Regions from separate parts of the Homo sapiens genome. Here region 2 is linked to region 1. Evidence: read pairs that join two places in POLR2A ChIA-PET (ENCODE). Cell type or tissue: A673. All regions are shown on one strand. Each heading gives the region's core, and the rest is flanking DNA. Links, peaks and the distances in the headings are about the cores only.

Region 1 (12,424 bases), core at 2,665-10,664:
ATGATGTTATAACTCCCAGAGCAGTGATTTCAAATGCCAGCCCTAGAGCAAGTGCCTGATGAAGTGTTTTGCACAAACCTTGTTAGAACAGGAAATATTAGGATGATTTGTGAGTTCTTCGTAAAGCTAAATGTACTGTCCCTTCTTCTGAGATTCTATTTCTCCTACCTTCTTGGTGTCGAAATGCCCCTATATTGTTATTTGATGATGATGATGATGATGATGATTTACTATCCTTACATGGTATAATAAGTTAGCAAACTTATTTCAATATGCTACACATCACCAATTTTTTAAAAGCTACTGACCTGAGTATATAGCAGAGTATATTTTCCAGTATGCCTTGATTTGTGCCATGGTAACAGATCAACTATCATCATTATTACTCAGGGAAACTATGGACTTGTTTGGAGTCACTTCAGAATTCTAGCCTCCATCCTACAACCAGGGGTTGTTGGCCTCCATGACAGAGAGCTGTTAGGTACTGGGTGCAGAAGATTCATGCTGCTCCAGTGGATTGAGGTCAGCTTCACCTAACCTAAAAAAAAATATATAGTTATATATTTTGTGTCTCTAAACATGGGGAAGTTTTGGATATGCTGAAAAATATATAAAAATTGATAAATACCAAGATAAGGGCCCATATCAACATGTTGACTAGTTTGAGGGAACCCAGGATTTGTGAGAAACCTCATGTAGGGCACAGAGACAGAATCATGAGTGAGAAGAACGTGGCTGAGGCTTAACCATATAAGTCTCGTTTTCATCGCCGTTAAGTGGAAATGATCACCCTGTCTTGCCTCTCTGGAGTGTTTGCTTGCAGATTGAATGATAATGGATAGGAGAGTGCTTTGCAAACTACAGCATCCCCAGACAAATTTAAGAAATGACTCTCTTTTACTTTGTTGACAATTTAGAAGGCAATATTTCTAGACACGTGACATCGCTCCAGGCAATCCCTTCACTGAGAAGAGATGATGAAAATGTACATGGCCTGCAGGCTAAATACTGTCAGAACATGTTATCACCAAATAAATCTGGACAATTCTATTTTTTTTTTTTTGAGACAGGGTCTCACTCTGTCACCCAGACTGGAATACAGTGGCGTGATCTCGGTTCACTGCAACCTCTGCCTCCCAGGCTCAAGCGATTCTCCTGCCTCAGCCTCCCAAGTAGCTGGGACTACAGGTGTGCACCACCATGCCTGGCTAATTTTTGTATTTTTAGTAGAGATGGGGTTTTGCCATGTTGGCCAGGCTGGTCCTGAACTCCTGACCTCAGGTGATCTGCCTGCCTCGGCCCCCGAAATGCTGGGATTACAGGAGTGAACCACTGCATCTGGCTCGACAATCCTATTTTTAATGCCATATTCCCAAACCTAGTAACGAGGCAGAGAGCCTCCATTCTAGCGGGCTGCGGGATGCAAAGTCGGGTCTGAAGTACATGAAAGGACAGCCAGGAGCTGTGTCAGTTGCTCATGCCGCCATGTTCTGGGTAAATATCTCAGACAGCATTTGGGCTGCATGATATACTGGTGTAAATTCAGAAGCAGACTCTAGCACTAGCAATATCTTCAACTGACAATAAATTATTTTCATTGCCCTAAGGTCCATGTTGTTGGAATGCACTCAGATTATAGTCCATTACTGAGTAATAACAGTTGTCATTTGTTGAGTGCTACCTATGCAGAGGGACAATTTTAAGTGTTTTAATATATTATCTTATTTAATTCTCTTAGCAACCCTATGAGGATGGTACCTTCTTTGTCTTTTTTTTTTTTTTTTTTTTGAGACAGAGTTTCACTCTTGTTGCCCAGGCTAGAGTGCAATGGAACAATCTAGCTCACTGCAACCTACACCCCCACCAGGTTCAAGTGATTCTCCTGCCTCAGCCTCCCGAGTAGCTGGGATTACAGGCATGAGCCACCATGCCTGGCTAATTTTGTATTTTTAGTAGAGATGGGGGTTTCACCATGTTGGTCAGGCTGGTCTTGAACTCCCGACCTCAGGTGATCCGCCTGCCTCGGCCTCCCAAAGTGCTGAGATTACAGGTGTGAGCCGCCGCACCCGGCCAGTCTTCATTTTTAAGATAAGGAAACTGAGGCATACAGAACTGAGTACTTTATCCAAGGTCATGATTAATTAGTGGCAGAGACTGAATTGGGCCAAGGCAGCCTCACCCAGGTGTAACCTATATTGCTTTTCTATTTTTATTAAACATGTACTCTTTTCTAGGCACTGGACTAGTCAACTACAGGAATTGATAAAATAAAATCTAGGACCTCAAAAAGCACTCAGTCTAGTGGGGAGGAGTTACAACATAATGTAGGAAGTACTGCATATTTATCCCTCTGATGCAGATTTATTTTTCTCCAAAGCATCCTTTATTGCCAACTAGCAAACTACATATTTACATCCTTGTTTTTTTAATTTTCTGTCTTCCTTTACTCAAACTATAAACTCTATGAGGGCAGGGTCTTCATTTTGTTCACTTTATATCCTAGTATCTAGAGATGTGTCTGGCAAGTAAATTTGTAGAAGCTGCGTTCAAGGAACAGGAGTGGAAATTAAATAAAAATGAACAAAAGATGTCACAAAATATCACAGGATTCTTCCTCAGTAATCTGGACTGACCAAATCTTCATGCAATGGAGTATGCTGAAAGCTTCAGGGAGAAGAAAGGGCATCAGCTAGAACTCCGGTAGTGAAGCTGCCCTTTAGATGTCCTGGAGTTATTTTGGGTGTATGTACCTTTACACTCCAGTCATCCCCCCACCTCCCACATCCTCTCCAACCACACCGAACAGGTTGTTGTTTTCTACAAATTGATATACCTTCACGCATTCTGTTCCCCTTCCCAGAGGACCTTTCTCCTGTGCCCCCTTCTACCTTCACTTCCTTTCTGCTTTGCCACCTCAATTGTATCCTTCAAAACTCAAATCAGCTGTCACTTCCTCATTGCGATGACCCACCTCTGTGCTCCCATATCACCCTCTACAATCATCCAGTGCTAAAAATCACTGTTTTATTTGTCTCTGCCCTACACTGAAGACTTCTTGAGAGCAGAGTCCATGTCTTATTCAGCCTATATTTCCAAACCAAACACTATGCCTGATATGAGAATGAATGGTGAAATGGAAGATCTCTCCCCCACGGCTCCACTACACAAACACACATACATCCCACTCACAGTAGTGACTGTGTCCTCTAATTCCAGTACTCCCTTCACTAAGCTATGACAGTGCTCCATACAGAAGTTGTTTCAATAAATACAATCATGAAAATATAAAAAGTAATATCAGGGGAGTACTTTTACAACTAAGTAGGAAAACATGTTACAACGCTATACAATGCTACAAAGTAAAATAGTGTGCTAAATGTGCAAAAGCAAACAGGCAAATCAATGAAATAGAGTAGAAATCCCATAACAAATAAAAGTTTGTAGAAGCCAATTAAGCCAACTGAGTTTCTTTCCTCACAGGGACCTGGTGTGCCATGGCTGCAAACAGCAGCTTCCTTGTCAGGGTACGCAGACTGTTTCTTGGATGGGTTGCTCTAAGGGACCTTGGAGACAGGCCTTTCAAATGTATGTTCATGTCTCTGACCTTGCACTACCCCCAGTGTAGGCTCCAAACAGATTCCTTGGGAAAGCCCCAGGGCACTGTGGCCAGGGTTCACATAGGCCAAGTCATCATGTCCATGCGCACCAAGCTGCAGAACAAGCAGCTTGTGATTGAGGACCTATGCAGGGCCAAGTTCAAGTTACTTGGCTGCCAGAAGATCCGCATCTCAAAGAAGTGGTGCTTTACCAAATTCAAGGTGGATTAATTTTTTTTTTTGAGATGGAGCTCGCTCTGTTGCCCAGGCTGGAGTGCAGTGGCGCAATCTCAGCTCACTGCAACCTCCACCTCCCAGGTTCAAGCAATTCTCCTGCCTCAGCCTCCCAAATAGCTAGGACTACAGGTGTATGCCGCCACCCCCAGCTAATTTTTTTTGTATTTTAGTAGAGACGGGTTTTCACCATATTGCCCAGTCTGGTCTCGAACTTCTGAGCTCAGGGAATCCGTCCGTCTTGGCCTCCCAAAGTGCTGGGATTACAGGTGTGAGCCACCACGCTGGGCCCAAGGTGGATGAATTTGAAGATACGGTGGCTGAGAAGTGGCTCCTCCTACATGGCTGTGGGGCCAAGTACATCCCCAGTCGTGGTCCTCTGGACAAGTGTCCGGCCCTGCTCTAGTGAGGGCTTCCACTGTGCTGCCCCCTCCTGATGCCCACCAGTAAATCCTACTTCCTGTCCACCTATTTTTAAAAAAGTATATATAAGTATATTTCATGACAGTGACATTTTCTAATCAATTATGAAATGACCAGTTATTCAGAAAATGCTAAGACAAATTGGTTAAAGATCTGGGGTAAAAAAGAACACTCAAATTCCTATATCATATCATATGCCATTATAAATAAAGATGAATTCAGTACGCCTGTAATCCCAGCACTTTGGGAGGCCGAGGCAGGCAGATCATGAGGTCAGGAGATTGAGACCATCCTGGCCAACATGGTGAAACTCTGTCTGTACTAAAACACAAAAAATTAGCTGGGCGTGGTGGCACAAGCCTGTAGTCTCAGCTACTCGGGAGGCTGAGGCAGGGGAATTGCTTGAACCTGGGAGGCAGAGGTTGCAGTGAGCTGAGATGGCACCACTGCACTCCAGCCTGGCGACAGAGCAAGACTCCATCTCAAAAAAAAAAAAAAGTAATAACTCATATTATTGTTTACTATTTGCCAGACCTGATACCAAGTATGTCATAAGCATTAACTAATCTGAGCATCATGACAATTCTATGAGGTTGGTACTATTAATTTTATTTCTATTTTCAGATGTGTAAACAGGTTCAAAGAATTTAAGTTGATCAAGGGCTCATGACTAATAAGTCAGGGGAACTTGTACTCAAATCTAGGACCAACTAATCCAATAGCTGTGACTTACTTTTGTGTGTGGGTGTAGCTTATTCTTTTTAAAAATTTATTTTTAATTGACAAAATATAATTATATATATTTATGGAGTACAATGTGATGTTTTGATATATGTATTCGATGTGGAATGATTAAATTAAGCTAATTAACATATCCATCACCTTATATACTTATCATTTTTTTGGGGTGAGAACATTTGAAATTTACTTTCTCAGCAATTTTGAAACATGCAACACAGTATTATTAACTATAGTCACCATGCTGTGCAATAGATCTCAAAAACTCCTTCCTCTTGTCTAACTGAAACTTTGTATCCTACAGCTTTTACTCTTAACCAGTGTACTATGGTATTTTTTACTAAAGAAGTCTTAACACTCACACAACTGAGGAATTACCACTAAAAGAAAATGTTTGGAGTAGGGAAGACATTTCTCAATATAATTTAAAAAACATTAGCTTACAGCAGAAACTGTAAAGAAAAAGACTGCTAGATTTGAAATAAATATTTAAAAATTATATGATAAACAAAAGGCAAATTTAACACTCAGAAATCTTTACTTATAGATAAGGAGTTGCTGGGCACTATGGCTCATGCTTGTAACCCCAGTACTTTGGGAGGCCAAGGTGGGAGGATCGCTTGAGCCTAGCCCCAGTTTGAGACCAGCCTGGACAATAAAGTGAGACCCTGTATGTCTAAAAAAAAAAAAAAAATAGCCATGCGTAGTGGTGCATACCTGTAGTACCAGCTAATAAGGAGGCTAAGGCTGGAGGATGGCTTGAGCCCAGGAGTTCAAGGCTGCAGTGAGCTATGATGACACCACCACACTCCAGCCTGGGTGACAGAGCAAGATCCTGTCTCAAAAAAAACAAACAATAAAAAGGTTTAGTCTTAATTTTTGAAGAAATTTTATAAAACAATAACAACAACAAAAATCCAAATAGAAAGAAATGGGCAAAGAACACAAATGAAAATATTTAAATAGCCAGTAAAATTCACCCCAAAAGTTTAGCCGTAGTAGTGATCAAAGACATGCAAATTTGAACAATACTTAGATTCCATTTTTTCTGTATCAGATTGGCCAAATGAAAAATACTGTTAAAATCCGGTGTTGATTTTTTTATAGGGAAATCAGCCACTCATGAATATACTGCGGCTGGGACTGTAAATTCTTATAGCCATTTTGGAGAGTGATTTGTTAATATGTCTTAAAAGCATTAAAATACCTTTGACCCAAAAATTCCATATCATGATAAAATAGAAATAAGTGCAGAGATGAATGTTCATAAAATTGAAAGTTTGACTGAATAAAGTGGCCAGCAATAGGGGACTGGTTATGTAAATTACAGAATAACCCCATACTGGAATAATATGCAGCCTTAAAGTGATACAGATTTTAAACTCTGCTTCCAAGGGTTCCATAGAAATCCTATAGAACTCTTCGGAACCCTATGGAATCCTTTCACTAACCTATTGGAAGGTAGTAAAACGTAAATATGTAGCTAGAACTGAGGCTCCCACCTCTTTCCTTAGCCAGAACAGCTCACTTCCTATCTGTTCTATGTATTAGGGTTTTGAGTCAGAATCCATTAAAAGGCAGGGGAGGATATTTCATTAACATTGAAAAAAACTAACATTGTTGAGAAATATGTCTGAAGCTACTAACTGGCCTGTTTTATTTTATTTTGAGACAGGTTCTCACTCTGCTGCCCAGGCTGGAGTGCAGTGGTATGACCATGGCTTACTATAGCCTTGGCCTTTTGGGCTCCAAGCGATCCTCCAGCCTCAGCCTCCTGAGCAGCTAGGAGTACAGGCATGTACCACCACACCTGGCTAATTTTTTATTTTTTGTAGAGACAGGGTCTCACTATGTTGCCCAGGCTGGTTTTGAACTTCTGGGCTCAAGCAGTCCTCTTACCTCAGCTTCCCGAAGTGCTGGGATTACAGGTTTGAGTCACCATGACTGGCCCTAACTGGCCTTTAAATAAATTACTCATTTTTACTGGGTCCAAGTTTCTTTTCTTTTTCCCATCTGAGGTAGGAAAACAAGGCTGTCCAGCTTGTGTTGGTCCTGACAATGATCCTTGAGGGCTGGACTTGGCCTCCAGCCATGGCTAAGGAGAAAAGGGAGCCTCCCAGTGTCCTGATCTACAAAAATGAGACAAACACCTAAGGTCCTTGCCAATAAAAAATTCTAAGAGACTGAACTTCCACTCCAGGTTTCAAGTGTTTGTGTCTGAAATCACACCCATGTCTGCTTCCCTCCCAAAGGTTTCTCCTTGGGATGACGCTGAAGCAGTGAAGTTCCCCAGAGCTGTTATGGAGACCTGGATACGCAGCACTGTGCAGAGGGCAACATCTTGGATATGCCTCTTTAAAGGATGAATAGACTTGGAGGGAGGCCACATAGATAAGTCCGACTGGGGGCACTGCATGGGATGACAGATCTGAAATGTGTCATCTCTGCTCTGACCCCAATCTCTGTACCCTTTTTTACTCATAAGCTTTTTATTTTAGAATGGTTTTAGATTAACAAAAACGTTGTAAAGACAGTATGGAGTTCCCATATACCGCTTACAAAGTTTCCCCTATTGCTAACATCTTACATTACTGAGGTACTTTTGTCACAACTAAAGAACCAACATTGGTACATTGTTATATATATATATATATATTTTTTTTCTTTTCTTTTCTTTTTTTTTCAGAAACAGGGTCTTGCTATGTTGCCCAGGATGGCTTCAAACTCCTGGACTCAAGCGATTCTCCTGCCTCAACCTCTCAAGTAGCTGGTACTACAGGCACGAGCCAATGCACCCTGGTATATTAATATTAACTAAACTCCACACTCTATCCAATTTCACTGTTTTTAAAAGTGTCCCTTTTTGGTTCCAGGATCCCAGGCAGGATATCACATTACATTTAGTTGTTATGTCACTTTAGCCTCCTCTGATCTGTGACACTCCCAGACTTTTCCTGTCCTTGATGACCTTAAAGATTTTAAGTGGTACTGGTATGTTGTAGAATGTCTCTCAATTTGGGATTTTTTTTTTTTTTTGAGGCAGGGTTTTACTCTGTTGCCCAGGCTGGAGTGCAGTGGTGCAATCATAGCTCGCTGCAGCCTCCAACTCCTGGGCTCAAGCGATTCTCTCATATCGACTTCCAAAGTGCTGGGATTGTAGGTGTGAGCCACCATGCTTAGATTTTTTTTTTCTTAAGACAGTCTCACTGTGTTGTCCAGGCTGGAGTGCAGTGGCGTGATTAATCAGAGCTCACTGCAGCCTTGGCTTTCTGGGCTCAGCTGATTCTCCCACCTCAGCCTCTCGAATAGCTGGGACCACAGGTGGGCACCACCACACCTGGTTAATTTTTGTATTTTTTGTAGAGGCAGTTTTCGCCATGTTGCCCAGGCTGTGCCTGATGGATTTTTTTTGAAATGAATACCTTAAATTTACTCATTTGCCCAGTTGCAAGATTCTCCAAGGCTTTATTTATGCTGGCGTAGCCAGCATCTTTTTAAAAAATGACATTTATATATACTCACTTAGGTAAATTAATGTACCCATCTCAACTGTTCCCTTTGGCTACACGGACAAACTCATATTCCAAAGAATATGACCCTAAAACTGAAAAGATGCAACAACGCTTCAGGCTTTGTGCTGATACATTTGTTAGAAACATTGGATGAGATGATACAGAGCATTTTACACCGTGCCTGACACATAATTGGCACTCAATACATATTAGCTATTGTTATTGAGAAGTACTAGGTCTTTTCTTCTTACATTTCTTGGCATTTGTTAAGTCATGACATTGTGCCAGAGATTACATGGATGGAAAGGTAAAGTGTAAGGAGTAAGGAGATGGGGTGAGAGGCATTTCATGATTTGTCAAATTTTGAATAAAGGAACCTCACTTCTTACAAAAATAAAAAGTACTGGAAATGCAGTAGTAAGTAAAGAACAAGGATGTACACCTGAAGGTAATATTATAAATCAGGAATATAGGAAAAACCACCTGGACCTGGCCTGGCTTTTTTTTTTTTTTCAGGTTCTCACTCTGTTGCCCAGGCTGGACTGCAGTGGCATAATCTTGGCAGCCTTGACCTCCCAGGCTCAGATGATCCTCCCATCTCAGCCTCCTGAGTAGCTGGGACTACAGACACACCCACTATGTCTGGCTGGCCTTGCATTTTGATTTGTTAAAAAATATTTAGTGATAACTTACTATGTGCCAGGCATTGTGTTAGGCATGAGGATACAACAGTTAATAGACAGATTTGGTTCTTACCCTCATGGAGTTTGCTGTCTACTGAGGGACACAACAGTTAATAAAGTAAACATTTCTAGCCATTGAAACTATAAATAATAACAATAAACAAATAAACAAATGGATATGCAATTATAAATTGTGGTAAACAATAACCATCTCTAACAGACAATTCAAACTCGATTTGTCCAAATTAAGTTCTTTTTTCCCTTGTGCCTTGTCCAGTGTTCTCCATCTCAGTAAATGACACCATCATTCACCAATTACTTAGGTCAAAAACCTTGAAGTGATCCTTGACTCAGAATTTTCCCATATCTCAGTCAATCTTGTCTTTTGGCTGTACCTTCCAAAGTTATCCTGAATTCAACCTCTTCTTGCCATTCCTGAGACTACCCTATTGCCCAAGGCATCATCATCTCTCACCAGGAATATACAATGCATCTTGCTGCTTTTAACCTTTCTCCTGTGAGGACTCTTCTCTGCACACCAGTAAGAATGATCCTTTTTAGCATTCTCCCCAGATATATAATGCCCAGGAATAAGTTTAACCAAGGTGATGAAAGACTTGTACACTGAAAACTATAAAAGCATTGCTGAAAAAATTTAAGGAAGACCTATAGAAACGGAAAGACATTCCTTGTTCATAGGTTGGAGACTTAATATTATTTAGATGGCAGTAAAGCCCGAAGTGATTTACATACTCAATGCAATCCCTATCATAATTTTAAAGACTTTTTTGCAGAAATGGAAAAGCCAATCCTCAGATTAAAATGTAATTGCAAAGGACCTCAAATAGTCAAAATGATATTGAAGGAAAAGAACAATGTTGGAAGAGTTATACTTCCCAATTTCAAAACTTACTACAAAGGTACACTAATTAAAACTGTATGGTACTGGCATAAGGATAGAGATATAGAAGAGAATTGAAAGTCCAGAAATAAACTCACACGTTTATGGTGCTGATTTTTGACAAGGACACCAAGTCCATGCAATATAGAAAGAATAATCTCTTCAACAAATGGTGCTGGGACAATTGGATAACCACATACAAAAAAATTAAGTTGGATACCTACTTCATACCATAAGCAAAAATTACCTTAAAATGCATTAATGACATAAATACAAGAGTTAAAACCACAGAACTCTTAGAAGAAAACAAAGATAAATCTTCATGATCTCGGATTTGGCAATGAATTCTTACATAGAACACCAAAAGTATGAGCAATAAACAAATAAATTTTGTGCCTCAAAGGATAGTTTTAGAAAGTAAAATGACAACTTACAGAATGGTCAAAAATATTTGTAAATTATATATTTGGTAAGGGTCTACTATCTGGACTATAAAGAACTCTTACAACTCAACAATAAAAAGACAAACAACCCAACTTTAAAGTTGGCAAAAAGTGCAGGGCAGGGTCGCATGTGCTTGTAGCCCCAGCTACTCAGGAGAAGAATTGCTTCAGCCTAGGAGTTCAAGTGTAGACCAGGTAATATTGCAAGATCCAGGCTCTAAGAATAAATAATTATTTTTTTTAAATGGGAAAAAACTTGAATAGACATTTCTCCAAAGAGAATGTACAAATGGCCAACAAGCACATAAAAATACTAAGCATCATTAGTTATTAGGGCATGACACCTACTAAGAGGGCTATAATTAAGAAAAGATAGATAATAGTAAGTGTTGATCAGGATGTGAAGTAATTGGAACCCTCTTATATCGCTGGTGGGAATGTAAAATGGTTCAGCCATGGTGGAAAACAGTTTGTTGGTTCCTTAAAATGTTAAATACAGAATTATCATATGACCCAGCAATTCCAAGAAGTGTATAAATGAGGACTGTATTTGTCTGCTACTCAAAGACATGTACATCCATGTTCACAACAACACTATTTACAATGGCTGAAAGGTGGAAACAGCCCAAATATCCATCAATGGATGAATGTATAAACAAATTATGGCATATCCATACAATGGAATGTTATTCAGCCATGAAAAGAAATGAAGTACGGATAAACACTACAATGTGGATGACCCTTGAAAACATTGTGCTAAATGAAAGGAGCCAGACACAAAAGGTCATCTATTGCATGATTCCATTTACATGAAATATTCACAATAGGAAAATCCAAAGAGATAGAATGAAGATTGATGTTTGCTAGAGGCTGGGGGCAGGAGAGAATAGGGAGCAACTGCTTAATGGCTAAGGGATTTCCTTTTGGGGTGATGACAATGTTTTGGAAGATAGAGGTGGTGGTTGCCCCACATTGTGAATGTGATACATGTCACTAAATTGTTCGCTTTAAAATGGTTAATTTTATGTATGAGAATTTCACCTTAAAAAAAAAAAGCCCTTGAAGGTCTGGGGTGGTGGCTCACACCTGTAACCTTTGGAAGGCCAAGGTGGGTGGATTGCTTGAGCTCGGAAGTTTGAGACCAGCCCGGGCAACATGGTGAAACCTTGTCTCTACCAAAAATATAAAAACTTAGCTGGGCATGGTGGCGTGCATCTGTGGTCCCAGCTACTTTGGAGACTGAGGTAGGAGGAACCGTTGAGCTTAGGGGGCAGAGGTTGCAATGAGCCAAGATTACTCCACTGCACTCCAGCCTGGGAGACAGAGTGAGATTCCCTCTCAAAAACAAAAACAAAAACAAATACAAAACAAAACAAAACAAACAAAAAGTCCTTTTAAGAAGATTCTATCATTTCACCATTAGTGGTTTAAGATGAGGTTGAAGAGTAAGCTTAGGCCATATCAAGCAGGGACTTGGAATCAAGCTTTATGGGATGCCAAATCATGATTAATCAAAAGCTATTCACCATGAAAGACTGCTTTCTTGGGGACCAGAAATATAGACGAGTGTTTTCTCTTCCTTTAAGAGAGGGGGCCAGAAGGTTGTTTGAAGAAGCAAGGAATTAGCACCAGGGATATTAGGTTGATTGATGCCTACTGACATCAGCCTCGGGTGGCCTGACTCATCCTTCTTGTGATAGTGATGGTTTTGCCAATGGTTCATGATACTTAAGGTCTAATTGCTGAGGCTCCCTCAGGGATGGGCACTACCAGTCCTTGCTTCAGTGGCTTCCCTTCGTCTATGTTCTCTTGACTGACCAACCTTCTCTTTCCTCTGCACTATCCATCCATTCAATTTGGCACATTCTTTAGGTTTGGTAATATCTTCAGTTAT
Region 2 (12,424 bases), core at 1,723-9,722, 160 kb before region 1:
AGTTCTTTCCCTTCCACTCTCAAAGTGAAACTACTCAAACTATTTTTGTGGTGAAGATATGTCATAGCTTAGCAAAGGGAACACTGGAAGAAGTACTAGAAGACATGAGTTTGAATCCTATCCTTGCCATTACTAGACTTAGGTAAGTCACTCAAGCTTTGGCTTTCTCATCTGTTAAACTGCACCAGTACACACACCCCTGCCTCCTAACATCATTGCTACTCATTTAGCAACCACCCAATGTCAGGGCCTGGGTTAGTTATTGAAGTAATGAAGATGAAAAAGACTTCTCTGGTGGGCAAGGAAGACAGGCAAATAAGTAGTTCTATATGCCAGTGAATGAGGACAGAGAACAAATTAAAAGGCAGAATTTTTAAAGACAACTGGGTATGGAATGAGTGGCTGAAGAAAATAAAATGAGTGATGTTAAGGCTACCTGAAATTTTAATTTTCTCCCTCCACCAAATTTCACCTTTCTTTATAGAAGGACACCTCAACAAATACAATAAAAATAAAAGTATCATTTCAGCCTAGAACAGCCATATTACATACTTTCTCCTTTTCTGTGTCAGTTTATTCATGCCAATGGTTCTTCAGAAAGACAACGATTAAAATTTTAGTTTCTAGCATTGGCTCCACAGGAAAGACGAAGTGCTACAGATACTGCATTTCTAAGTTCACTTTCTTCCCACTAACTCACCAGCCATTAGGTTAAAACCATTTGGACCACGATATCAGCAACAAACAAGAAGTTTACATTTCTCTTAAGTGCAATAGAATCAATCTGAATAAGCAAAAAAAAAAAAAAAAAAAAAAAAACCAAGAATGCTTAGAAATATGCCCTAGAACTGGGCACGGTGGCTCATGCCTGTAATCATAACCCTTTGGGAGGCCAAGGTGGGAGAACTGCTTGAGCCCAGGAAGTTGAGACTAGGCAACTTAGAGAGATCCTGTCTCTTTGTTTGAGTCTCACTCTGTCACCCAGGCTAGAGTGCAGAGGCGCGATCTTGGCTCACTGCAACCTCTGCCTCCCAGGTTCAAGCAATTCTCCTGCCTCAGCCTCCCGAGTAGCTGGGATTACAGGTGTCTGCCACCATGCCTGGCTAACTTTCTTTGTATTTTTAGTAGAGACAGGCTTTCACCATGTTGGCCAGGCTGGTCTTGAATTCCTGACCTCAAGTGATTTGCCTGCCTTGGCCTCCCAAAGTGCTGGAATTACAGGCATGAGCCACCATTCCCAGCCGGGAGACCCTCTCTCTTAAAATAAAATAAAATAAAAATAAAATAAAATAAAAAAGGCTAGGCAGGGTGGTATGTGCTTGTAGTCCCAGTTATTCGAGAGGCTGAGGTGGGAGGATTGCTTGAGCCTGGAAAATTGAGGCTGCAGTGAGCTATGCACTCTAGTCTGGGTGACAGAGCGAGACCCTGTCTCAAAAGAAAAAAAAAATATGCCCTAAACATCTCATTTGGAAATATTTTTGCCAATTCTCCTAACATTCACACATGTTAAATTTCCTCCTTTAAAATAAACTGCTCCATTTTCTGTTTGTTCTGCAAGTTTATAAGTAACTTAGCAATGTGGGAGTGAGTGGGTGCCAGTGCTGAATCATGAGGACAGGAAGGGGTATAAAGAGTTCTCTATTAATGACTATGATTAATTAAATGAAGCAAAGATGAGCTTCTGGACTTGGGTGAGTGGCCCTAAATGATATGCCAGAGTCATCATAAGCTAACTGCAGCATGCTGGTTGCTACAGCAGGGTCAGCTAGACCGTGCAAGTGTCCCGAGCAGACGTTCCTATTAGTTTTCATTCAACTACATGTAAGTTTTAGACCTTAGCTGGCAGTAAAGAAGCTGTGATGATCAGTCAGTAACATTAAGTGAGCATGCACAGTGAGTACACAATAGTAAGCACTCTGGGGTGACATAAATCCCCACCTATAAAATAAGTTTGAACTGAATGAACTCTCTAAGATCCTTAAAGTCTGTTAAATATAAGATATGGTTCCTGTCAGGAGACAGGACTATCTTCACTTCGCAAAAATATTGTTATCTATTTCTGACACAATTAGGTGGGAACAAACTGAGGAAAACTGAAGACCTAAACCTAATTATAAGAGAAGAACAAGAGGACTAAGAGCTGACAATAGACTTTTCAATCCTATCAACAGGTCAGTTGAAGAACTATCTTCTTTAATAGATACGTGGGCTGTGGCAGCTATACTTCCCTTCATTCAAGATTTTGAGTTGTAGAAAAGAGATAATAAACTTGAAACATCACACAGTGTTTTATTCTGCCCAGGATTCCCTGACCTTTAGGGAACCACCCCCTTTCACTCCCAAACCAAGTGGTTTGATTAGGCTTGATTGCAATCTCCCAACTCCTAAGGATGGGCACCTGACCCAGGCCTGGCCAATCAAATGATACCCTTCCTGAGCACCATGACCAGCTCCAGGATGGACACATGGTCTGAAATAGGCAAGGGACAGACAATGGGATGGCTAACCCAATATATACCCTCAACCCTCTTTTCCTTATCTGACTTTATTATATAGAACAGAAAAGCTAAATACTCACTTTATTAGCCTGTTTTGCAGCTAGGAGGTCACATATGACACAGTTCTGGATGATGACATATGAGCAGGAGTTTGCTAAGCAGGCTTCTAGGAAAGCTTTTGCTTTCCCGATTAAGGGAACAGATACTGCTAATGCACCTTCTTTCCTCCATTTTCTTGCTTTGAATATCGATGTGATTTCTGGACAAGCTACAGTCATATGGTGACAAGTTACCATATAGTATGCAGGCAACATTCTAAAGATGGCAGGGCAGAAAATGAAAAAGCTGGATCCTTGACACAAGTAAGCTACTCTATCTGCTCCAGACTATGGAGGAAACCTCTTGATATGAGGAAAACATGTATCTTATTTCTTAAACCACTATAATTTTCTACTACTTATAGCCAAACACATTCCTAATAAAAAGTCTTTCAAAGATTTTTTCTGGAGCTATTTAGGAAGCTCTTTCCAGAAGGATTGTTATGGTAATAGAATGTAGGCCTGGACTGCTGGCTCCATCTTTGCAAACACTTGGGGAAATCCTGTTTGAAAATGAAGGCAGAACACAGGAAAGCGGAGCAGAGGAGAGTCAGATTCCTGGCATGGAAGATCATCTCACAACCTGAATTCCAACAGGGCCTGAAGTCAGCTGTAGCTCAAGATTTTTCAGTTATGAGCCTTTAAGAGTTCCCTTTTTCGCTTAAGCCAGTTTAAACTAAGTTTCACTGGAAAGAGTCTTGACTAAACATGCCACATAGAAGCATTTATATTAACCAACACAAATACATTAATTTGACACATTAATCTGTGACTTTAAGATGACAGTCAAATAGGTTCTCCTTCTGTATATGTATACAGTTGACCCTTGAACAACACAGGTTTGAATTGCATGGGTCCACTTATATGTGAATTTTTTTCAATAGAAATTATATTGAGTGTGCCTGCCTCTCCTTCCACCTCCTCCACCACTTTCGCCTCTGCCACCCCTCCTTTCTCTTCCTCCTCAGCCTACTCAATATGAAGACAATGAGGATGAAGACCTTTATGATGATCCACTTACAAACAGTCTATTTTCTCTTCCTTATAATTTTTCTTAATAACATTTTATTTTCTCTGGCTTACTTTAAGAATACAGTATATAATACATATAAACATACAAAATGTGTTAATCGACTTATACATGGATTTTCAACTGTAGGCAGGGGGTTAGGGGGGTGGAGTTGGCACCCCAGCCCCTGCATTGCTTAAGGGCCCATTGTATTTGTGTGTTTTTAAAAGTCTCATATTCTATTTATACAAATATATGTAAATAAATGAATATAAATATGTGAATATATATCCGGAAAGATATTCTCAAGTTAATCCAGACAAGACTAGGATTGGGGGTGGTAGTTGCAGATAACTAACTTGCTGTAAAATTTTAATTTTATTTTATATGTTCTCACAGATTACCTGCAGATATACAAATGAAATTTTAATAAGTCTGCTGTGAATATGTAAGTGCCAGGCAGTGTATACTAGCTAAGAACATAGATTTTAGAGTTAAAGAAACCTAATTTTAACATCTGGCTTATGACATTAGGCATGTTATTTAACTTCTGTTAATCTTCCATTTCCCATCTGTAAAAAGGAATAGTAATGGTACATTATAGTGTTATTGTGAGAATTTAATGAGCTAGTATATAAGAAGTGTTCAGCACATAGCAAAGTTCTAATTATTGTTAGAAATTATGAACAAAAATGATAATTTATGTCTAACTTTGAGTAATTACTTAAATGAAAACTACTTGAAAGAAGCTTAGTTTTTCTCAGTCCAAACTCAAAAACTTGTATTGAATTTTTAGAAGTATTCTTCATGAGTTTAAACACCATCAATCTAATATTCCTATATTAAGTAATTTAAAATAAATACAGTGAGATTGAACTTGCCCCAGTTAGACCCCCAAATGAAGACCTCCCAATTGGCCTAAGCAGCATCACTGAGGATTACTAGGAGTCTTTTCTAAAAGCCAGAGGCTCCTTCTGTGTGCACACATTTTTATTTCATGTAAAGTGTTATACAGTTCACTGTATTGTTTGTAAGCTTAAAAGAAATTCACCCCAAATTTTTCTATGGATTTTCGTAAAGATCCTTTATGTTAAGGCATAAAAAAAACTGAAGCTTATCAAATGCCTTTTCTGCATCAATTGAGATAAACATGATTTTTCTTGCTTAAGGTGTTAAAAATATTAATAGATTTTTCTGTTATAAAATATTAATAGATTTTCTGTAGGTGAACCACCCTTGCATTACTGGGATAAACCCCACTTGATCACAATGTATAATTTTTAGAAGTCACAAGCTTTATCTGCTATTTTAGAGTCATAACTTTAATGGTTAATATTTATTAAATGTTTAGTATGTGCCAGGCACTATTCTATGTTCTCCTTACATGCATTAGCTCTTTTCTCACTGTAACAATTTAATGAGGTAAAACCATTTTTAATCACCATTTTACAGATGAATGAACTGATATACACAGAGGTTAAATAATCTGCCTAAGTCACAAAGGGAGGTACTAGTAAAGCCAGGATTCATACTCAATCTGTCTGAAAACCGTATTGTACAACTCCCAGTTCACCATTCAAAACACGTGCAACATGGTGAAACTGAGATTGACACTACACTATTTTTTTTTTTTTTTGAGACGAAGTCTTGCTGTGTCGCCCAGGCTGGAGTGCAGTGGCGTGATCTCGGCTCACTGCAAGCTCTGCCTCCTGGGTTCATGCCATTCTCCTGCCGCCTCCCGAGTAGCTGGGACTACAGGCGCCTGCCACCACGCCTGGCTAAATTTTTTTTTTTTGTATTTTTTTAGTAGAGACGGGGTTTCACCATGTTAGCCAGGATGATCTCGATCTCCTGACCTCGTGATCCGCCTGCCTCCGCCTCCCAAAGTGCTGGGATTACAGGTGTGAGCCGCCGCGCCCGGCTGACACTACACTCTTAATCACTACAGTCCAGAGGTTATAAATTGAGTACATAACCTGTGCAGAGCACTAAGCTAAACCCTATACATTTTGCAGAAAAGTCATGATGTACCAAAACATAAGCTATATTGTATATTCCAAAGACCAAATTAATCTTTTAAAGTAAAAAAAAAAAAAAAAAATCCAGGTGGCTACATACCAAATATAATCGTGTGTAGGTGTCTTCCAACCTCAGCTGTAAATAGCTATAACATGAATGGCAATACCTTCAAGCAGCTGCTAATAGGCCAACAAGAGGCACACAGGATATGCATCATGTGGTTGGTGAGTGGGCAGGGAGTGGGAAGTGAAAAGGTAGAATCTGATTGGTGGCTTAAGTAAAGAGCTTCAAGAACCTGTTGACATCTCATGAGAGTAGCGATGATAAAGATCAACTAGCAAACATAGATCAAAAACTGAATTTCCATACTGGAGGAAAAGTGGAAGCAGGCAATATGCTAGGTTTATTTACATTCAATTATGTATTGTTGGTATAACTTTATACACATCTAGCTGGATTAGTGCTAAAAGACCATGAACATCTGCCTAAGGAGACCACTTCAAGCAGTGGATAAAAGCCGTTTAAAGACTTTAAAGTCTCTGCAAAGTGCATCTAGCCATTAAGCGGAAATGGCCTCCTAACTAGTTTTCACTCCACCAGTCTTCTCTTCAAAATCAAAATATGCCGACACCAAGACTGGAAAGGGCTGCCCCTAACTTTTACCACAGTGCTCCCTTAAGGTCATCACTAAACTCAGTGATAAGCAAAGGGATTACTGTTAAGAGGCCAATTAATAGCAAAATATATAAGAAATGATTTGTTTAGACATCTCAACCTATTTAACTAGTTAAATAATAGTGGAACTTTGGATTTTCCTTTCCTCTTCTTTTGCTTTACAAAATAATATATTTACCCTTTTTTTATTTCATGGAAAGTCTTAGGTTTTTACAACTAACAGATTTTTAAAATTTTCACAGAAAAAGTACTCAATTGCCAGGAATGCTCAGAGCAGTGCACAGTGACTTTTGGTGCAGTAGGTTACATTTTCCAGCCGTTCTATCTAGACAGCAGACAGGAAACTCCTCAGGAAACCTTGTTCTTCAGGCTGCTGTTTAGCAACTCTTTGACACAGATGATTAATTAACTAGCAACCATTAACAACAGTTAAAACTCCTCTAGAGACAGAAGGGTAGCATAAGGGTGTCTGATCTTCTTCACTCTTCATTATTGTTTACCTTGAACCAGGCAAGATTTACTAATTAATGAAGTCAGTGAAAGAGGACAATTATTTTGCTACTTCTAAGGACACATTTACCAAGAGGCATTAGTAAATTAGTTTTATGTTCCTGATGCTGGCCAATAAATGGAACATAATAGATCTTGTTAGTTCCTTCTATAATATAGAACTTTCCTCTAGGTTAAGACTTACTGTGCTCTTCTCAAGGTGTTAGGGCCTCATATTATTTTACAGTTCTAAACCAAATGCAACAGAAACATGTAACCATCAGAGGGCTATTTAACATACAAGCATACATCTCTATTTACTAGCCTGGGCTGGTTTTAGAAGAGAACACACTTTACCTCATTGCCCTTTATGCCTGTGACAACAAAAGCTCTGGAGTCACACTAGAATTACAAAGAGAGAACCGCAAAGGGAAGGTGAGGTCTTCCCTTTGCCACCTTCCCTTTGCAAATGTCTGGCTGACAGTTTGAGAGGAGGAGTGTCAAATTCACTCTGTCATTTGGTACCATCAATCAGATAATCTAAACGTCCAATTCAAAAGAAACCAAAACTCAGGAAAATTTGTTGCTGGGTCATCCTGTTCAAGTCTTATCTGTTCTGTTTTAATTTGTTGCTCCTAGGAAAAGTATTCCCCTTATTCACTCTTCACATCATTAAGCTGTTCTGTCCAAAGGAGATAAGGAAGTGCTTGTAAAAACTGTTGCTAAATCAACAGGTGGAGATAAAAAACCATTTTGTCTTTCTCAGCAGTGACTTGGCTAGTTGCAAGTAATACTGATGAGTGCAAATCTGGCAATCTATCTTCATACTTCTTTTCTAACAACGTTCACATCTGATTCTGTGTTAGTGGCAAGAGTGCAATAGCAACAGCTTCACAGTCCTGGCTGGAATAAGAAATACGAGGTATTTTGGCTCAGTATTTGGAAAGGACATCTTGATATACATGTAGTAGGTTATGGCATTGAGGTCAAAGCTCCATCTCCAGTAATTTTTCCCATAGACACCAATAAATCAGGAGACACAAAGCCAAGGGTCATCTATTAGCAAAGGAGCTACACAAACACGCACTTTCTCCTACGGCATTAGGAATGAGATTTTATTCAGTTTGACAAATATTGAACATTTTCTTACTTAGGACCTTGATGTTAAAAAAAAAAATCCTACAGATAATACATTTGCTTAAAAATCCTTAATAGATTACTCTATTGGAAGGGAAATCTTGCCCAAACAGATGGTTACCAGAAAAAGATTCCCCCCTCCTCTCACCTGTTTATGAGGACCCCTGAGTATATGTGCCTTAGCGCCTTCACAAGCTGTCCTCATTGCTTCCAGTGATGGTGTGCCCAACAGATCCGTGATCAAATCCAACTACAAGGAAATAAAATACAGATAGATAGTAATCTCATGGAAATAACTTTTCATTACTCTTAAATCATAGCCTTAGAGAAGTGGACCAAATCTGGGGGAAAAAACCTTAAGACAAGCTCTAGATTAACTGACAGGAGCCCCTACTTTCACTTTCTGGCCTATTAAAAAAGATTTCTAGGAATTTATAATAAATAAATTCCTCATGTAAAGGAATTTAAAATAAATAAATTCCTCATGTAAAGGAATTTAAAATAAATAAATTCCTCATGTAAAGGAATTTAAATAAATTCCTCATGTAAAGGAATTTAAATAAATTCCTCATGTAAAGGAATTTAAATAAATTCCTCATGTAAAGGAATTTAAATAAATTCCTCATGTAAAGGAATTTAAATAAATTCCTGTTATTATTCCTATTTATTATTTAAAAGTTCCTATCTATCCTATTCCTATTTAACATATTATTTATTATATATAGGATTATCCTATATATTCCATTCCTATTTATCCTATTTCTATTTATCCTATTCCTATTTATTCTATTATTTAGTTCCTATTTATCCTATTATTTAAAAGTTCCTACTTATTTATTTAAAAGTTCCTATTTATATGATAGAAATATAGAAAATATGTTTTGATAAGCATGACATTCTAAGGCTATAGCAATTTGGGAGTCTGCATGTCTGTCCTGTTTTCTTGATACCATAGCATCTAAGATCTTTGCAAAGTTGAACTCCTCTTCTGTTGATGCCTAATGACTATTCTTTCCAAACAGTTAATGAATGGATTCTGATGCTTCAAATGGATTCAGGCTCACCAAGGTGCTAATCCACAAATCAGACACCTGTGATTTAATAAATACTGAAAATATTCACACCTGAAATGAAAGCTAAGCTCTCCATGCTTGGGCCAGTACACATCCTTTACATTCTAGTCATGCTAGAAATCTCTTACGCTGGCAGAAAACTGTGACACTTAGAAAAATATGACACCACATAAGACCACATTTAGCTAGCTGGACACAATAAAAGAGACCAATAAAACAGTCTTCTTGCAAACAAGTCTTTGGGTAGCAAACTATCTTACCAATTTTCTGTAGTGTCACAATTGTTCTAACTTCATAACCTAATTAGCAATAACATTTCATTTGGATCCTTCCAGGATGGGAAATTCTTACCTAGAGAACACTTCTTTTCCTGGTTCTGGGCTTGCCGAATATAAAGCACTATTTTCTGCACTTATCTAAACCATGGGGTAGCCATCAGCATCAACACCCTACAGGTTAATGGAGATACTTGAGAAGCTTGCTTTCCACAGAAATAAAGATCTCTATACAAAGCTTTTTGGGAAAAGTGTGTAGGTGATACTTTTGGATCTCTAACAACCACACTAAAGGCAGAAGGAAATGACTAGCTTATAAAAACAAACTGAAACATTCAGAAAGTTGTCTAAAATGGGTCAGATCCATACATGAGAAACACTTTTATGATGTCTGCTAGTACCAGGGTAATTAAATCTCAAAGATACAGAGAAAATACAACAGGAAATAATGACTTCCATTAGAAGTTAGAGCCTTTTCCTATTTTAGATCTTCATTTCTCACCCCAACACACACCAACAATTAGACAGACATGAATTCTCCTGCAGTGGCTATGTCAGACTGCCAAACTGAAGATCTATGTATTTCTCTAGCAAAGGGATATCTGAACTCCAGTCCAGTTGCTTCACACTTTCCCTCACATATTTTTTGCAGCAGCAATTCAAGATTCTTGTTCCATATATAGGATTTGAATACTTCCTTATTATTTTTTACTTAAGCTTTTCTGTATGCAAGGTAGTAGTCACATCCATTTTATGACAGCTTATGTCCAGATATGATAGTCTTACAGGTTAAGTCTGTTAAACTTTACTTTCTGAAGAAATTGAAAAGTGAATATTGTCAAAAGTACCCAACATTAGATTAAGTATTATATGTACATAATTTTTTTAACACCAGAATCAATTTTTAAGATGTAAACTTTAAAAAAGACAGTTAAAACGTATAGCATAGAAAAATTTAAATGTTGATAAAAGCAGATATAGTTTCTAACATATTAGGTAAAAATTCTTTGTAGAAAAAGCATAAAAGAAATAATTCTGTCTGGTCAAGTGCATTAATTATTTACAAAGACACAGTAGTCAGTGTGATCTTTTAAAATGTCATCAATCAAATCTTAGTATTCCTTTGGTCAAAACCTTCATTTAAGTTTTCTATCACACTTAGAATAAAATCTTAAGGCTTTATCATGTCACCATGGCCAGGTTCTTTCTCACTTTCTGACCTCATTTCCTACAGCGTCTTCCATCACATACCTTCCCTCCAACATGCCATGCTTGTTCCTGCCTCAGGGGCTTTGTTATGGTGGTTGTCCCTCTTCTTGGAACATTTCTCCAGCATCTTACTGCCTTATTTTATGTGGGTGAAATGTTATATCCTCAGAGAATCCTTTAGTGCCTGCTCTGCTCTGCCACCATTGTCTGTCCCTAACCTGGCTACATTTTTCTTTATGGAACTTCCATTACTTGGAATCATATTTATTTGCATATTTATTTTTGTCTCATGTAAAAGTTTCACAAAGGTTAAGAACAATGCTGTCTTATTTACTGCTGTATCCCTAGAGTCCTGGCACACTACCACCATCGTAATTGCAAACATTTACAGAGTGCTTACTATGTGCCAGGCCCCGTTTTCAGCTTTCCTACTTCATTGTACAACAATCCTCAGAACAGTTTTAGGGGCCAAAAAAAAAAAAAAAAAAGAAGAAGAAGCAGCAAAAAAAAAGGAACACAGAGGTTAAGTAACTTACCCAAGATTTAACATAAGTGGTGCAGCTAGGATTTGAACCCACCAATCTGATTTCACAGCCTGAGCTCATAGTTACTACATTATTTTCATGCAAGCAAATTAATACAAAATACCCAGTAATTATGTCAATATGTGTATTAGTGAATAATTAGCTTTAAAGACAATTCAAGTAACATGAATGGCTTCTAAAGGATTCTCTGAGGAAATTATATTTTAATCATCTCCTGATGTTCTCTGCCATATTTAGATATTTTAGTCCAATAATAAAGGTTAGAAATTTTCCTAAATGTTCAGATTTCAAGAAATCAACACACTAAAAATTTATATTCTAAGCACAAAGTGTAAGTACATTAAGTCACCAATACATTTTCAAGTCAGAGCCATTCACTTAGAAGGAAGAGAGGCCTTCTAACAACTGAAGATTATACCTGTGCAAATTGTCATAGCAGAGCTCACAGCTATGCATCAGTGCATATAATAAAGTCAACTGGCCGGGTGCAGTGGCTCATGCCTGTAATCCCAGCACTTTGGGAGGCTGAGGCAGGTGGATCACCTGAGGTCAGGAGTTCGAGACCAGCCTGGCCAATACAGCAAAACCCTGTCTCTACTAAAAATACAAAAACTAGCCAGGTGTGGTGGAGCGTGCCTGTAATCCCAGCTACTTGGGAGGCTGAGGCAGGAGAATCGCTTGAACCTGGCAGGTGGAGGTTGCAGTGAGCCAAAATGGCACCATTGCACTCCAGCCTGGGCAACAAGAGCAAAACTCCGTCTCAAAAAATAATAATAATAATAAATAAATACATAAATAAACTCAATACTCCCTCTAAAGGCTCATAAGTTACAAAATGAATCTCTTTGTAATCTTCAACTTTATAACTTTCTGAATTTTAAGTGAACCTGAATTTCCTAAAAGCAAATTAGACAGTATAATGAATAAGCCCAAGACACATGTGCAAGATGGATTTTCCTTCAAATCTGCAATAGAATTGCAACTAAAGCCTTAAATTGAAATCATACCTGCTGAATGGGACTCTGTGCCTGAAACAATATTCTTCGTCCTAGTAGTTCTGCAAAGATACATCCCACAGACCAGATGTCAATAGCATTGCTGTAATGACGGCTGCCCATCAGGATTTCTGGAGCCCGATAATACTGAGTAACAACTTCCTGAGTCATATGACGGGATTCATCTAATTCTTCCACTCTGGCCAATCCAAAATCACAAATCTAGACAGAAAAGGCAATCAAAACATTATCAAGCAAATACAAATGAAAGAGTAAAACAAAACATCAAAATTTTGATAGGGCACTGAACTTTGAAACTTTTTTTTTTTTTTTTGAGATGGAGTCTCACTCTGTCACCCAGGCTGGAGTGCAGTGGCACAATCTCAGCTCACTGCAACCTCT

The links. ChIA-PET counts read pairs that join two places held together with the same protein. Peaks named below come from ENCODE experiments on the same cell type or tissue, not always from the same donor. Only the 100,000 strongest peaks of a DNase experiment are listed, where the experiment ranks them.
Region 2: POLR2A ChIA-PET joins it to region 1 with 5 read pairs; 2 of 35 experiments call an interaction of 5 or more read pairs at or near these places.

What each region holds. Positions count from the first base shown.
Region 1 is chr17:28,013,482-28,025,905 of GRCh38, reverse strand. It overlaps LOC124900393 (small nucleolar RNA SNORA70), which reads left to right and starts at 3,442; the gene lies at 3,442-3,576. It also overlaps the pseudogene LOC124900402. In A673, for the core only: no CTCF peak of the experiment used is centred there; no DNase peak of the experiment used is centred there.
Region 2 is chr17:28,168,268-28,180,691 of GRCh38, reverse strand. It overlaps NLK (nemo like kinase), which reads right to left. Exons shown (of 11, transcript NM_016231.5): 6 at 12,035-12,244; 7 at 8,074-8,175. Among named protein-coding and RNA genes, the nearest start is that of NLK, 130 kb to the right of the region's middle. In A673, for the core only: no CTCF peak of the experiment used is centred there; a DNase peak (open chromatin) is centred at 6,661; H3K27ac peaks cover 523 bases.